2 separate regions of the Homo sapiens genome follow, and region 1 is linked to region 2. Evidence: chromatin contacts called from ENCODE Hi-C or POLR2A ChIA-PET data. All regions are on one chromosome and are shown on one strand. Each heading gives the region's core, a stretch centred on a gene start or an enhancer-like site at or near the end of the contact. The rest is flanking DNA. Distances are from core to core; before and after follow the strand shown. Region 1 overlaps CPAMD8 (C3 and PZP like alpha-2-macroglobulin domain containing 8). Region 2 holds the start of OR10H5 (olfactory receptor family 10 subfamily H member 5).

What was found. Hi-C counts contacts between places; a loop is a spot of excess contacts on that map. ChIA-PET counts read pairs that join two places held with the same protein, here RNA polymerase II (POLR2A).
Region 1: a map with no recorded cell type shows a loop between it and region 2 (5-fold over the local background). The contact joins the enhancer-like site here to the promoter of OR10H5 in region 2. A Hi-C loop is called at or near these places in 1 of 37 single-sample maps with no recorded cell type. POLR2A ChIA-PET finds 5 or more read pairs at or near these places in 1 of 52 experiments (endothelial cell of umbilical vein).

What each region holds. Positions count from the first base shown.
Region 1 is chr19:16,918,875-16,923,053 of GRCh38, forward strand. CPAMD8 (C3 and PZP like alpha-2-macroglobulin domain containing 8) reads right to left here. Exons shown (of 42, transcript NM_015692.5): 27 at 3,031-3,112. Among named protein-coding and RNA genes, the nearest start is that of F2RL3, 32 kb to the left of the region's middle. Within about 2 kb of position 2,062, at least 3 of the 41 ENCODE cell types and tissues checked have a DNase peak (open chromatin) inside an H3K27ac peak, as active enhancers do.
Region 2 is chr19:15,786,166-15,790,173 of GRCh38, forward strand. It overlaps OR10H5 (olfactory receptor family 10 subfamily H member 5), which reads left to right and starts at 1,496. Exons shown (of 2, transcript NM_001004466.2): 1 at 1,496-1,551.

The sequences.
Region 1 (4,179 bases), core at 812-3,311, 1.1 Mb after region 2:
TGAACATTTCCCTTGAGCATGAGGTTGGCACTAAAAGCATCTTGGAGCCCAGGCACGGTGGCTCACACCTGTAATCTCAGCACTTTGGGAGGCTGAGGTGGGCAGATCACCTGAGGTCAGGAATTCGAGACCAGCCTGGGCAACATGGTGAAATCCTGTCTCTATTAAAAATACAAAAATTAGCCAGGCATGGTGGCAGGTGCCTATAGTCCCAGCTACTCAGGAGGCTGAGGCAGGAGAATTGCTTGAACCCAGGAGGTGGAGGTTGCAGTGAGCCGAGATTATACCACTGAACTCCAGCTTGGGTGATAGGGTGAGACCCCATCTCAAAAAAAGAAAAAAAAAAAGGAATAGAATAGAATGAGGCAGAAGTAACAGCCTGACTTGTAAGACCAAGTAACAAAAGGCGCTATGGCATCCTTCCCGCTTTCTCTCTTGAATTGCTCACTGTGAGAGGAAGCCAGCCGCCATGTTGTAAGAACACTCAAGTAGTCCCTATGGAGAAGTCCATGTGGTGAGCAACTGAGGCCTCCTGCCAACAGCCATGTGAGGGAGCCAATTTGGAAACAAATCTTCCAGCCCCAGTAGAGCCTTCAGATGAAGACAGCAACAGCCAACACCTTGACTGCAACCTCAGCAAAGATCCCCAGGCAGAAACACCCAGCTAAGCTGCTCCTGAATTCCTGATCCATAAGAATTAATACATAATAAATAGAGATAATACGTTTGTTGTTTTAAATGGCTACATTTGGGGTCACTTGTTACACAGCAGTGGATAACTATTGCATCTCTCACAGGGTCTTTCTCCTGCACTGGGCAGCGAGGACCTGGAGGTAGGAACCATGTGTTCCTTTTTCCCCCAGGATGAAGACCAGAGCCTAGCTCACTCAATGAATAAATGAATGAATGTGCGTTGAGTATAAGGGAACCCATCTAGAACAGATCCCAAGTTTTCAGGCTCCCTGGCAGGATCTTGGAGCCTTATGGTAAGTAGTTAGGGGAGGTGCTAACAGGACGGCACTGCACTGAGTGTACCACATGCTTATCCCATGGATCCAGGTTCTTAGAGGGATGTGTGGTAAGGAAACAGGCTCAGAGAGGTTGATCATCGGGTCTAAGGCCACACAGCTCACATGAGACAGAGCTGAGGTTTGTCCAGCTTCGGGGTGGGTGCTGCTGCCACTGCCCTGCGCTCACTGCCTCCTTGTCCTACAGGGTCCCCAGGAAGACGTCCATGTTTGGAGACCAACAGGAATGTTTCAGGAGGTGAGAGGGGACCTGGAAGCTGCTGACTTCCATGCACACAGTGAAATTTGATTTTTCAGCCATGCGCGGTGGCTCACGCCTGTAATCCCAGCACTTTGGGAGGCCGAGGCGGGCGGATCACAAGGTCAGAAGATCGAGACCATCCTGGCTAACACGGTGAAACCCCGTCTCTATTAAAAATACAAAAAAAGTAGCCAGGCGTGGTGGCGGGCGCCTGTATTCCCAGCTACTCGGGAGGCTGAGGCAGGAGAATGGCGTGAACCCAGGGGGCGGAGCTTGCAGTGTGCCGAGATGGCGCCACTGCACTCCAGCCTGGGTGACAGAGCGAGACTCCGTCTCAAAAAAAACAAAAAGGAAATTTGATTTTTCTTGCTCATGCTGAGAGTTTAATCCCCGGAAGATGCTGAGGAGGTGTGTGCACACTGAGTGTCTAGGCCGGGCACGGTGGCTCACGCCTGTAATCCCAGCACTTTAGGAGGCCAAGGCAGGCGGATCATCTGAGGTCAGGAGTTTGAGACCAGCCTGGCCAACATGGTGAAACCCCGTCCCTACTAAAAATACAAAAATTAGCTGGGCATGATGGTGCACACCTGTAATCCTAGCTACTCAGGAGGCTGAGGCAGGAGAATTGCTTGAACCTAGGAGATGGAGGTTGCAGTGACCCAAGATTGCACCACTGCACTCCAGCCTGGGGAACAGAGTTAGACTCTATCTCAAAAAAAAAAAAAAAAAAAAAAAAGGTCCAATGCGTCACAACTTGCTAATCCTGGCTGGTGGAGGCCTCCTAGGGGCTGCTGGGGCTCAGCCAGCTTTTGGAGAGTGACTCAGTGGCTTTAGCTGTCCCTGGGGTGGGCGGGGCCTCTGCTTGCTAAGACGTGATTGGGGCCTTGCGTTATCAGCTGTCGGCAAGGCAGGGCCCTGGGACTAGAGCTGGGACAGTGTGGATGAGCTCCTGGGGCTGGGGGAGGCTGGGTGAGTCGCCAACCCTGGGCCCCTCTGGAGCTAGGTAAGTGATGCTGCCCATGGCAGGAAGTACTCAGCCACATGTCCCCACTCCCTGGGATCCTGGCACTGTGACTGTGCAGTGGACACTCTGTTGGACTAAAGACAGGGCAGTTTCCACGCTCACAGCTGCTGTCGGCACTACCAGGGTGGCAATCTCCGAGAAGGAGTCCGGCGATGGGTACAGGAGTTGGAAAGTGACTCACAGTCTCAGGTGAACCCCATGATGATGCCAAGAACTGCAATAGCCTGAGGATATCAGGAAAACAAGACCCAGGTGTGCCCGGCCTCCCAGGGGCCCTCCCTGCCCTGGTCTCCTCCCTGCAGTTACCACAGAAACAAGATCCCAGGCTGCTCCTGCACACAGCACACCCCAGCCTCAAGGTGCTGGTCTGGCCTCTGACCCCTCTGCCCTGCCATCTCCTCCTGCTCCAGTCACCGCTATTCCTGAGTCCTGGGAGCTTGAGGAAGCCCAGGGCATCCAGGGCTCACTCCCAAGGGGCCAGAGAGCAGGGCATGGAGTCTTGCTCACTGTGGTAACAGCAGCAGAAACAGGAATGGTTACGATCACCAGCTCTGCACTGGCCCCAAGCCCCAACCTCCATCTCTGGAGCTGGGACCACCACAGTCTTTACTTCCCAGCTGTGTTCCCTGTCATCCGGGGATCAGGCGCCAAGTGATCTGGTCACACTGCATTGGATGTGAGGCCATGGCGTCGGGCGGGGAGCCTCAGAGGCAATGCCCAGGGCGGTGGGGACTCACCACATGCTCCCCGATGCGTCCCGCTCCCCAAACGCGCTGTAGGAGCCATCCTGGCGCTTGTAGGTCAGCTGGCGCTGGTAGCCTGTGGGGCAAGCAGAGAGGACCCTGTCCTGTTGAGTGGCCTGGCCCAGGCCCGCCCCCAGGGACCTACACCACTCTGCCGTCCCCTACCCCGGATCTCCGAAGCCACACCACATGTGGGGTCCCTGGAATTGCCTCGAATCACATCTGGAGTCCTTGAAACTGCCATACACTCACATCTGGGGTCCCTGAAACTGCCCCATACCACATGTGGGGTTCTTGAAACTGCTTTATACCACATTTGGAGTCCCTAAAACTGCTCCACACCACATCTGGGCTCACTGAAACTGCCCTGTGTCACATCTGGGGTCCCTGAAACTGCCCCACACCACATCTGGGGTTCTTGAAACTGCCTCATACTACATCTGGAGTCCCTGGAACCGCAGCGCACCACATCTGGGGTCCCTGAAACTGCCCCACATCACATCTAGGGTTCTTGAAACTGTCTCATTCCACATCTGGAGTCCCTGGAACTGCTCCACACCACACCTGGGGTCCCTGAAACTGCCCCACACTACATCTGGGGTCCCTGAAACTGCTCCACACCACATCTGGGGTTCTTGAAACTGCCCCATACCCACAGCACATCTGGGGTCCCCGAAACTGCTCCACATCACATCTAGAGTTCTTGAAACTGCCTCATACCACATGTGGAGTCCCTGGAACTGCTCCACACTACATCTGAGGTCCCTGGAACTGCCCCACACCACATCTGGGGTCTCTGAAACTGCTCCACACATCTGGGGTTCCTGAAACTGCTCCACACCACATCTGGGGTCCTTGAAACTACCCTATACCACATTGGGGGTCCCTGAAACTGCTCCACATCACATCGGGGATCCCTGGAACTACCTCACACCACATCTGAGGTCCTTGAAACTGCCCCACACTACATCTAGGGTGGCTGTAACCTCCAACTCATTCATCTTGTTTACTGACATTGCCCCTTCGTGACTACTGGTCACACACTGGCCTTCGGTCACTCCCAGGAGGTCAGCAAAACCACCATCTTGGGGCAGCGCCCTCTGTCCCCCACAGCCCTCTGTCCCCAGGCGTGGGGGCTGCTCC
Region 2 (4,008 bases), core at 246-2,745:
ATGTAGAAAGCTGAAACTGGATCCCTTCCTTACACCTTACACAAAAATTAATTCAAGATGGACTAAAGACTTAAATGTTAGACCTAAAACCATAAAAACCCTAGAAGAAAACCTAGGCAATACCTTTCAGTACATAGGCATGGGCAAGGACTTCATGTCTAAAACACCAAAAGCAACGGCAACAAAAGCCAAAATTGACAAATGGGATATAATTAAACTAAAGAGCTTCTGCACAGCAAAAGAAACTACCATCAGAGTGAACAGTCAACCTACAGAATGGGAGAAAATTTTTGCAATCTACTCATCTGACAAAGGGCTAATATCCAGAATCTACATCTGACTAATTTTTGTATTTTGAGTAGAGATGGGGTTTCGCCATGTTGGCCAGGCTGGTCTTGAGCTCCTGAACTCAAGTGATCCACCTGCCTCAGCCTCCCAGAGTGCTGGGATTACAGGCATGAGCCACCGCGCCCGGCCCCCAACTCACTAATTCTCTCTTCAATTGTGTCTGACATGCATTAAACTTCTCCTGGGATATTAATATTGTAGCTTTGGTTCTAAAAATTATATATCTTTTTTTTCAAATCAACCCTGCCGCTCTTTACAATGCTTTATCCTTGAAGATATTTCCAAAATTACATTTCGTTATTTAAACTTCGTAAGCAATATTGTTTCATAGTCCTTGCCTGATAATTCCAGTATCTGAAATCTTTGTTGGACTGTTTCTGGAGTTATGGGGAACTGGGAGATTCTGAAGGTGTTGATACCTGGGTCATGATGCACCCTGTCAAGTTTATGGGGAGGAAGAGGCAGAGCTGGAGCTCTTGGCCCCTCCACTCCATCTGGGCTTGCTGCAGGAACCTACCGTGTGACCTTGGCCTTGTTCCCTGCCCTCTGTGGGCTTTGTGTTCCCAGAGGCAACCATAGAGGATGCTTCTTCTGAGAATCACACCTCTGTGTCTCTCCAGATCCCTTTCCTGATATCTGTTGAGAAGAGACACCATCCTGGGAAACATCACCCAGAATCCAGTCCCATTTTTCCAAAATGCTTGGAATTGGGGCAGCCCAGCCCAGCCTCGCTAGCCGCAGGGGGTGGTGGTGGTGGTGGTGTCAGGGTTTGATGGTGGTGTCAGGGTTTGATGGTGAGATCTTTAGGGAGGAGGTGATGTAAAAACTGAAACCTCAAATGAGAACAGGACTGAGATAAGTGAGAGTGAGTAGTGGTGGAAGGGGTCCCAGGCAGGAGGAAGGGAGGAAAGATGGAAGAAGGGAAGAAGAGAGGAAGGAAGGAAGAGAAGGAAGAAAAGAGGGAGGGAAGCAGCAAAGGAAGGAGGGAGGCAGGAATGGAGAGGGCAATCCCAAGGTCCCCCGCCTCCCTCCTTGGACTTCGATTACCCTGCATCCTGCATCCCAGGCAGGCTCCTCAAGACACCTCTGGGAACGTGCCACTGGGGAAGACGCCTGCAGAGATGAAGCTCTCACCCTGGGTGCACTGTGCCCAGGGCCATTACAGGCCTGGCTGCAAGGCGTCCCTAAAGGTCTCTGATGAAGGTAAGTGGAGTCGTCTATTTCCAAACCTGCTTTCCAGGATGAAGTGGCAAGAGTACTGGGAGGTGGAAGGGAGAAGGCAAGAGAAGCAGGGAAAATTGGAACAGAGGGAGGCACAGGTTTGGGAAAAGAAACGAGAGGGAGCATGGGATGATATGGAGTAGGGGTTCTATAGCCTCAGCCACCTGACTCCAGGCTGGATCAGCCTGTCCTCACTCCAAGTCCCCCATAGAGTCCACCTACTGCCTAGAGCAGCCCCCTTTCCACAGCAGTCGTGGCCACCAGGGTCCATGCTGGGGTGGGGAGTGGTCTCTATACTAAGTTGTGGAGGAGGGTGGTTCTGAGCCAAGCGGGTGACATTGAGTGTGTCACCATGCATGTGGGTGTACTTAGGCATCACCCATGTGTACTCCTGCCTTCACTGTGTGTGTGTGTGTGCAGTTGTGTGCGCTTGTATGAGATTATTGTAGCTGCCATTTCAAAGTGCCGCAAACCTTGTGGCTTAAAACAAGATAAATGCATTCTTGCAGGGTTCTGGAGGCTAGACGTCTTAAAGCAAGACGTCTACAAAGCTACTCTCCCTCTGAAGATTCTAAGGGAGAAGATGCCTTGCCTCTTCCAGCTTCTGGGTGCTCTAGGCATTGATTGATTTGTAGCTGCATCGCTCCAATCTCTGCCTCTCTCTTCACGCGACCTTTTCCTCTGTGTGTCCTCCCCTCGTCTTTGAGGGGCACCAGTTGTTGGATTTAGTAAACAACCTAATTCAGAATAATCTCATTTTTATTTTTATTATTATTATTTTTTGGACAGGGTCTCGCTCTGTCACCCAGGCTGGAGTGCAGTGGCACGATCACAGCTCACTGCAGCCTCGACCTCCCAGGCTCAACTGATCCTCCCACTTGGCCTCCTAAGCAGCTGTTAGCGCAGGCACACAGCACCACGCCCAGCTAATTTTTGTAGAGATGGGGTTTTGCCATGTTGCTCAGGCTGGTCTCGAACTCCTGGATTCAAGCAATCCCCCGCCCCACCCACCTTGGTCTCCCACAGTGCTGGGATTATAGGTGTGAGCCACCACACCCAGCTGATCTCATTTTTGGATCCTTACCTTAATGACATCTGTAAAAGACTCTATTGCCACCTAAGGTCACATTATTTTATTTTAGTTTAGTTTAGTTTGGTTTCAGGGTACATGCTCAGGATGTGCAGGTTTGTCACACAGGCAAATGTGTGCCATGGTGCTTTGCTGCACCTATCAACCTATCACCTAGGTATTAAGCCTGGCATACATTAGCTATTTTTCTGAGGCTCTCCCCACCCCTGCCCTACCCCAACAGGCCCCAGTGTGTGTTGTTCCCCTCCCTGTGTCCAAAGGTCACATTCTGAGGTTCTGAATGAACATGAGTTTTGGAGGGACATGATTCAACACACACAGTGCCCTCACACATGGAATGGCTGTGTGTCTCCAGTTTATTCCAGCCCCAGATGAGCACCAGGCATTTGGCAAGGGCTCCATAGGTGTGTGCAGAATGAGTGGTGGTGTCTCTGGTTCTGGCTGGGGGTGTCACCGCCAGTGTGCATTTCAGAGCCAGTGCGACTGTGTGGCATTGCTCAGATCTGTCTGCCTTTGCATCTGTGTGTTCAGTTGTATGATAAAGTGCATAAGCAGAAAGAGCTGGATGAGTTGAATTGTGTCTCCTTTGAGGAGAGAGGGCACTGGAGCAGGGTCTGGGAGCCTGCGTGTGTGCCAGCCTGGGATTCTGCATTTGCACCAGCCTGGGATTCTGTGTGTGCACCAGCCTAGGGTTCTGCGTGTGCATCATTCTGGAGTTCTGTGTGTGCAGAAGCCTGAGGTTCTGCGTGTGCACCAGTCTGGGGTTCTGCCTGGGAGCCCTCAGCTGGGAGAAGGACCCTGACCTTTGTCCTTCCCTAGGTCTAGACTTGTGCAGGGGAGTTGGAGAGCCCCCTTGGAGATTTCTGCTAAGGTGCTGTTCTGGGAAAGAGTGGGACAGAATGTGCCAGAGAGCTGAGAGAGCCCTTTCTGTATTTCTCTTTTCTTTTTTTTCTTTTCTTTTCTTTTTTTTTTTTTGAGACAGGGTCTCGCTCTGTCACCCAGGCTGGAATGTAGTGGCATGAACATGGCTCACTGCAGCCTCGAATTCCTGTACTCAAGCAATCCTCTCACCTCAGCCTCCTGAGTAGCTGGAACTACAGGTGCACATCACCACGCCTGGCTAATTTAAAAACAATTTTTTTGGTAAAGATGGGATCTCACTATGTTGCCCAGGCTGGTCTCAAACTCCTGGCCTCAAGTGATCCTCCTGCCTCAGCCTCCAAAAGTGCTGGGATTATAGGTGTGAGCCACTGGGCATGGCCCCTTTCTGTAATTTTTAGTAACATTTGTGCATTTAGGAGCAGGGACCTTGGAGCCTGTTGGTAGCCAGGAGAGAGGAAGAGGTGAGC